Regions from separate parts of the Homo sapiens genome. Here region 1 is linked to region 2. The links are chromatin loops, found by intact Hi-C in ENCODE. Cell type or tissue: OCI-LY7. All regions are shown on one strand. Each heading gives the region's core, and the rest is flanking DNA. Links, peaks and the distances in the headings are about the cores only. Region 1 overlaps PRKCA (protein kinase C alpha). Region 2 overlaps PRKCA (protein kinase C alpha).

Evidence for each region. Peaks named below come from ENCODE experiments on the same cell type or tissue, not always from the same donor. Only the 100,000 strongest peaks of a DNase experiment are listed, where the experiment ranks them.
Region 1: it touches region 2 in a loop (2.2-fold over the local background); 1 of 110 quality-filtered maps calls a loop at or near these places.

The regions. Positions count from the first base shown.
Region 1 is chr17:66,704,746-66,707,657 of GRCh38, forward strand. All of the region lies in intron 8 of PRKCA (protein kinase C alpha), which reads left to right. Among named protein-coding and RNA genes, the nearest start is that of MIR634, 81 kb to the right of the region's middle. In OCI-LY7, for the core only: no CTCF peak of the experiment used is centred there; DNase peaks (open chromatin) are centred at 636, 1,286 and 1,546; H3K4me3 peaks cover 1,652 bases; H3K27ac peaks cover 2,469 bases.
Region 2 is chr17:66,440,101-66,443,012 of GRCh38, forward strand. The region is part of intron 2 of PRKCA (protein kinase C alpha); the gene reads left to right. Among named protein-coding and RNA genes, the nearest start is that of PRKCA-AS1, 25 kb to the left of the region's middle. RefSeq lists an enhancer at 1,365-1,564. In OCI-LY7, for the core only: no CTCF peak of the experiment used is centred there; DNase peaks (open chromatin) are centred at 421, 1,451 and 2,061; H3K4me3 peaks cover 2,444 bases; H3K27ac peaks cover 2,369 bases.

The sequences.
Region 1 (2,912 bases), core at 237-2,736, 260 kb after region 2:
TCCTTCTTACTAATTAACAAATTAATATGATCCAATTAAACTATAATTAAGGTACTTAAATCAACAAAGATGAGACTCTGTTGCTAGGTTATATGTGGAAAGAGCAAGCAAGCATTTTTCTCTTTTATCAGAATTAGATTTTCCCAAAGCCTCCACTGTCTTTGAAGACTTTATCTAGTTCAGAATGCTCTCTTCCAGTTGGGGGAAAAATAAAACCACAAAACACAGTTCACTAGAGACCCTCAGATAAATTGTAGCTATTTGTTGATCTGATCAGCCCTGCCACGGTTACTATGGAAACCAGAGTACTTTCAGATGACCTTTTAGACACAAAACAAAAAAATCTATGTGCCCCAATATGCTCTCTGCTTTTTTGTCCCTAAATAGCTTACTTAATTACTTCCTTAACTGTGTGATGTTAAGGGGGAAAAAAATCTATAAAATGCACAGCAGTTGAAAGAGATATTTTAAGGCTTATCCTTCAGCTTTGTCTTAGAAGCAAAGTCTTAAACTGATATAGGAGACAGGTTAGTAGTAGAAATCATTTTCAAACACTCATTAGATCACTGCCAACAGAGGTTAACCTGGCATTCAGCTGAGCAGACCCAAAGGAAGCAAGACAGCCTCTGAAAGCAACTGTACAGAATTTCTCATGAGTCTGTAAGGGAGGGTGCATGCATTTATATTAGAGTGCTGGCAGCATGCTTTCAGTTTAATTTGTCTCGAGGAAATAATTTTGTTGGGAAACCAAAAAAGATTGTGCATTCTAGTTGTCTGTCTAATGAATTCCTGAAACAGCATAAAAGCCCTGTGTCTTGTAGTTACAGGGATGGCCTTGTGGGTGGATGTTGCTGGTTGAAGAAATATTAGTTAATATCACACAAGCCTGTTATTAAATGTTAGAGGCAGCTTTGCAAATGTCCCCAGGCCCTGGTACCCACAGGGGATGAGCAGGTACCAAGGGTGCCACCCTTCATTTACAGGAACTGGAAGGAGGGAAGACAGAGCCGATGTCCACTGGCACTAGCATGAACATGGCAGCTAAACATTGGCACAAGTCTTCATGGCTCTATCTCAAGCACCTAAGAGGAAATTAAAGCCCCCTAAAATAAAATTAAGGGACCTAGAATAAGGGTGACACCAAACATAATGCTATTTGTTGTTTTCCCCAAAAAACATGCCCTACAGAGAATTAAGATTGCCTGTCCCTGGAGCGGTAAATCGCAAGGGTTCTGACCTCCCTGGGTATCCTGAAAGAGGAAGTGGCGAGCAGCTTGAGCTCTAGATCTTGCACCTCCAAGTATGGGAGCTGATTAATAATGCAGAGGTTCAGAGCCCAGCCCAGCCTCTGACCCAGTCAGAATATTATTTTAACAAGGTCCCCAGGTGATTCCTGAGCCCATTAAAGTTTGAGAAATGCTGGTCAAGAAGATGAAACCTGTTGACTGATGAGTAAACAAATTCAGTCTCCTGTGGTCGTAAAGACAGCAAGGATAGACTTCATCACCCCCAGTACCCATATTAAATAGCGAAGGGATCAGTGAACTGTGACCCACACCCAACCACCTGCTTTTGTATATACAGTCTATGAGCTAAGAATGGTTTCAAGGCTGGGTGCGGTGGCTCACGCCTATAATCCCAGCACTTTGGGAGGCCGAGGCAGGCAGATCGCAAGGTCAGGAGATCGAGACCATCCTGGCTAACACGGTGAAACCCCGTCTCTACTAAAAATACAAAAAAAAAAAAAATTAGCCAGGCATGATGGCAGGCACCTGTAGTCCCAGCTGGAGGCTGAGGCAGGAGAATGGCATGAACCCGGGAGGCGGAGCTTGCAGTGAGCCGAGATCACGCCACTGCACTCCAGCCTGGGCGACAGAGTAAGGCTCTGTCTCAAAAAAAAAAAAAAGAGTGGTTTCAGGATTTTTAAGTGGTTGAAAAAAAGAAGGATATTTGCGAGACATGAAAATTTGGTGAAATCCAAAATCTGGTGCCTATAAATAGATTTTTATTAACACAACTACATTCATTCATTCGTGTGTTGTCCACAGCTGTTCCTTTGCTACCACGGCAGAGTTGAGTCCCTGCAAAAGAGACTGCATGGGCCTCAAAGCCTAAATGTATGCCCTCTGGTCCTTTACATAAAAAGTTTGTGACCTCTGGGTTAATGGAATAATAGGGTATTCAAACTGGGAGAGATGTTTAAGATTGTGTTTGTTGATGGGGAAACAAAAGCAAAAGGGAGTGTGTTCAAAGCTTGTTAGTGCAGGACCCAGACCTCCTGTGTGAGTTGATGCTTCTGTCTCATACCCTGTCCCTTCCCACACACCCTTCCCTATGACACCCCCTTTTCTGACTCCTCTCCATTCATCCACCATGCTCATTAATGCATCTCAGCCCATGCTTGTGCTCCTTGGAAAGACCCTCCCTTCTCCTCCACTTCCGTCAGTCCTAGGCTTTTCAAATCCTACAAGTCCCTTTATGTGGTTCTCTGGCCTCTTAAAATTGCCTTGACTTATGCAGTCTAAAGACTACTCACTTGCCAGACACACCTGTAAGATGTGTCACCTTCCTGATTCCAGAGTAAGAACCTCAGGCCCTCCTCTGAATACTTTGAAGTCTAAACATCAGGCCCATGAGGAGTCCACCCTTCACCTGCACTTTTTTGACAGCCCAGAGGAAGGTGTCTGAGCCAACATCTTTATGAGGCTGGTTGGAGGCCTTCAGGGGAGAGGCCATTTTAGAGCCACGAGAACCTCCCTTTCTTCCTCTAGCAGTTGTGTAAAACTCACGTGTGTGACAAATCTGGTTGCTCTTGAAGATGGACCAGTTTCTTTCCCATACATTTTATGGTTCCAGAAATCAGTAATTCTGGACATTTCTAACTGGTGGATGCTGCATCTACTCTGTGTCAA
Region 2 (2,912 bases), core at 301-2,800:
TATTTCCTATGAAATGCCAGAAACACCAAGTCCTAAAATCCTAGATCCAAGTCATTGACTTCTCAGTGATTATGACCACATTGAATTGATTAAACTCAAGTGACTGACAAGGCGAATAAAAATAGCCCAAAATGAGTCCAGACCCCATGGTTTTAAGAGCCCCCCACCAGTTCCCTAAAGCTACAGGACGGAAAGGACTCCTGATCCTTTGTACCTGAAGAGTGTGGTGCCTAACGTATAGCCAATGTTCATTTGTTTCTTCTCTCTGTATTTTATAAACATAATTACTTTGAATGAATTGGGTTATTCGGGAAGTCAGCACATGTCTCCATCTCCTGCTTTCTATTTCTAGAGTCCTAAGATAGACTTTGCTGACAAGAAGAGGCCCCTGCCCCTTCAGAGCTTAGAGTGTAGCAGAGAGATGGGTATTCAGGAAATCCTCAAATAGTGACAGAGCCACAGCGGCAGTGAGTGACAGGCAGGAGAACTATAGGATGCTGGAAGTGCATACAACCGGGGTGTTACCTAGTCTGGGACTGGTGGTCAAGGGGGCTTTTTTGAGGCCTGGACAACCCACAGACCGAGGGTGGGCTAGTGAGAGCCAGTGAGGGACACTCTTCAAGATCCCAGCACTTAAAAGATTGGTTGGGCATGATGACTCAGGCCGGGAACCCCAGCACTTTGGGAGGCTGAGATGGGAGGATTGCTTGAGCCCAGGAGTTTGAGACCAGCCCTGGCAACACCGTAAGACCCCATCTCAATGAAAAGTAAATTAGTCAGGGCCGGGTATGGTGGCTCATGCCTGTAATCCCAGCATTTTGGGAGGCTGAGGCGGGTGGATTGCCTGAGCTTAGGAGTTTGAGATCAGCCTGGCAACATGGTGAACCCTGTCTCTACTAAAAATACAAAAAATTAGCCGGGCGTGGTAGCAGGCACCTGTAATCCCAGCTACTCAAGAGGCTGAGGCATGAGAATTCCTTGGACCCGGGAGACGGATGTTGCATTGAGCCCAGATCGCGGCACTGCACTCCAGCCTGGGAGACAAAGCGAAACTCTGTCTCCAAAAAAAAAAAAAAAAAAAAAAAAAAGTAAATTAGCTAGGCATGATGGTACGTGCCTGTGGTGCCAAGCTCCTCAGGAGGCTGAGGCAGAAGGATGGCCTGAGGCCAGGAGTTCGAGATTGCAGTGAGCTGTGATCACACCTCTGCATTCCAGCTTGGACGACAGAACAACGCCCTGTTTCCAAAAAAAAAAAAAGATTGGGGTGCTCTTAAGCTCACAGTTCTGGCCATCTCCTCTTTCCTAAGTGGAGGGAGATCGTGGATCCCTGAGGGGGAACCTACTTCCCCTTTCACTTCAAAGTCTGCTTCTGTTTCTAAAAATGAACTGAAACCCCATCTGTTTGCTCATGTATTTGAAAACCCTTGAAAATGTTTATTTTTGTACATCTTCATACGACTCTCGTCTCAGAGCTGCTTCTCCTCTTCAGGTGGTTTCTGGGCACACTGGGGACGTCTGTGCACCTCCTCTGAGTGGAAGTCAATGCCTGTGATCCCCTTTCTAAAGGAGGCACGGATAGCTGCTGTGCGGTTTTTTCAACCTGTAGCCAGTTTTCATGTTTTTGTTCTCAAAATAATACTTTTTTTTTCAGGTGAAGACAAGGAACATTTAATTTACACTGAAATGATTTTTCCTCTTAGACCTTCTGAAAGCTATGACGTATGTATATTTATACCATAATAGATGCTAATGGTGTCCTCTCTGGGTGATGGTCCCAGAGATGTTTATACCACGGCATTTCACTCCACTAATAAATGTGGGTGGATGGATGGACGGGCGGACAGATGGAAATATCACACAGGACTGTGCCCAGGTTCCAGACAGTTTGGCTTTAGGGCCCCAACTCTGCCAAGGGATATTTTTTATATAGCATCATGTTTTTCATCATGATGTTAGTCTCTCTCTCTTTTTTTTTTCTTTGAGATGGAGTCTCGCTCTGTTGCCAGGTGTGAGTGCAGTGGCACGATCTTAACTGACTGTGACCTCTGCCTCCTGGATTCAAGCGATTCTCCTGCCTCAGCCTCCCAAGTAGCTGGGGCTACAGGTGCCTGCCATGCCTGGCTGATTTTTTTTTTTTTTAGTTGAGACAGGGTTTCATACTGGCCAGGCTGGTCTTGAACTCCTGACCTCAAGTGATCCACCCACCCAGGCCTCCCAAAGTGCTGGGATTACAGGCGTGAGCCACTGCACCTGCCTGTAACATCATGATGTTACAGTCCCCCAGCTCCTCACCTGGCCTCCCTGTACCCATTCCTGGCCCCCTCCCTCCTTCAATCTCTTTTCCACTTCAGAGAGTGATCTTTAGCATTCCCAGCTCCACCCCACGCTTTCTGCCTGTAATCATTTAAAGGCTTCCCATTGCTTCTAGGATGAAGTCCAGGATCCTTAAACTGGCCTACAAGGCCCTGTATCATCAGCTGCCCTGCGTCTCCAGCCGCCTCTCCTCATCACCCACACTTTTTCTTCATAGCCTCCATCCCAGCTGTAATGCAGAATTTTGTTTGATAATTATTTAATTCATGTTCACCTCTCCCATTAGACTGCAAGCTTAGCGAGGCCAGGGGCTGTTTTGTTGTTTACCCTTGAACCCCAACCCATAGCACATGTAAGTACTCATTTGTCAGGTGTTTGTGTTTCATATCCATTTTTTGCCTTTTCTTACATACATGGACACACTTTTCTCTCTTTTGAGATAACTTCCAGAATTGAGTGGTTATGAGCAATTCCTGGATCCCTGTTTGCCTCAGAGCCGGTAACTGTTCTCACCTTTTGGGAACCATAAACGCTGCCATTGTTGACCTGAACACGAGGTGACTCTGGCAGGAGCCCTGGCCATCGTCCCTTTTTTGGTT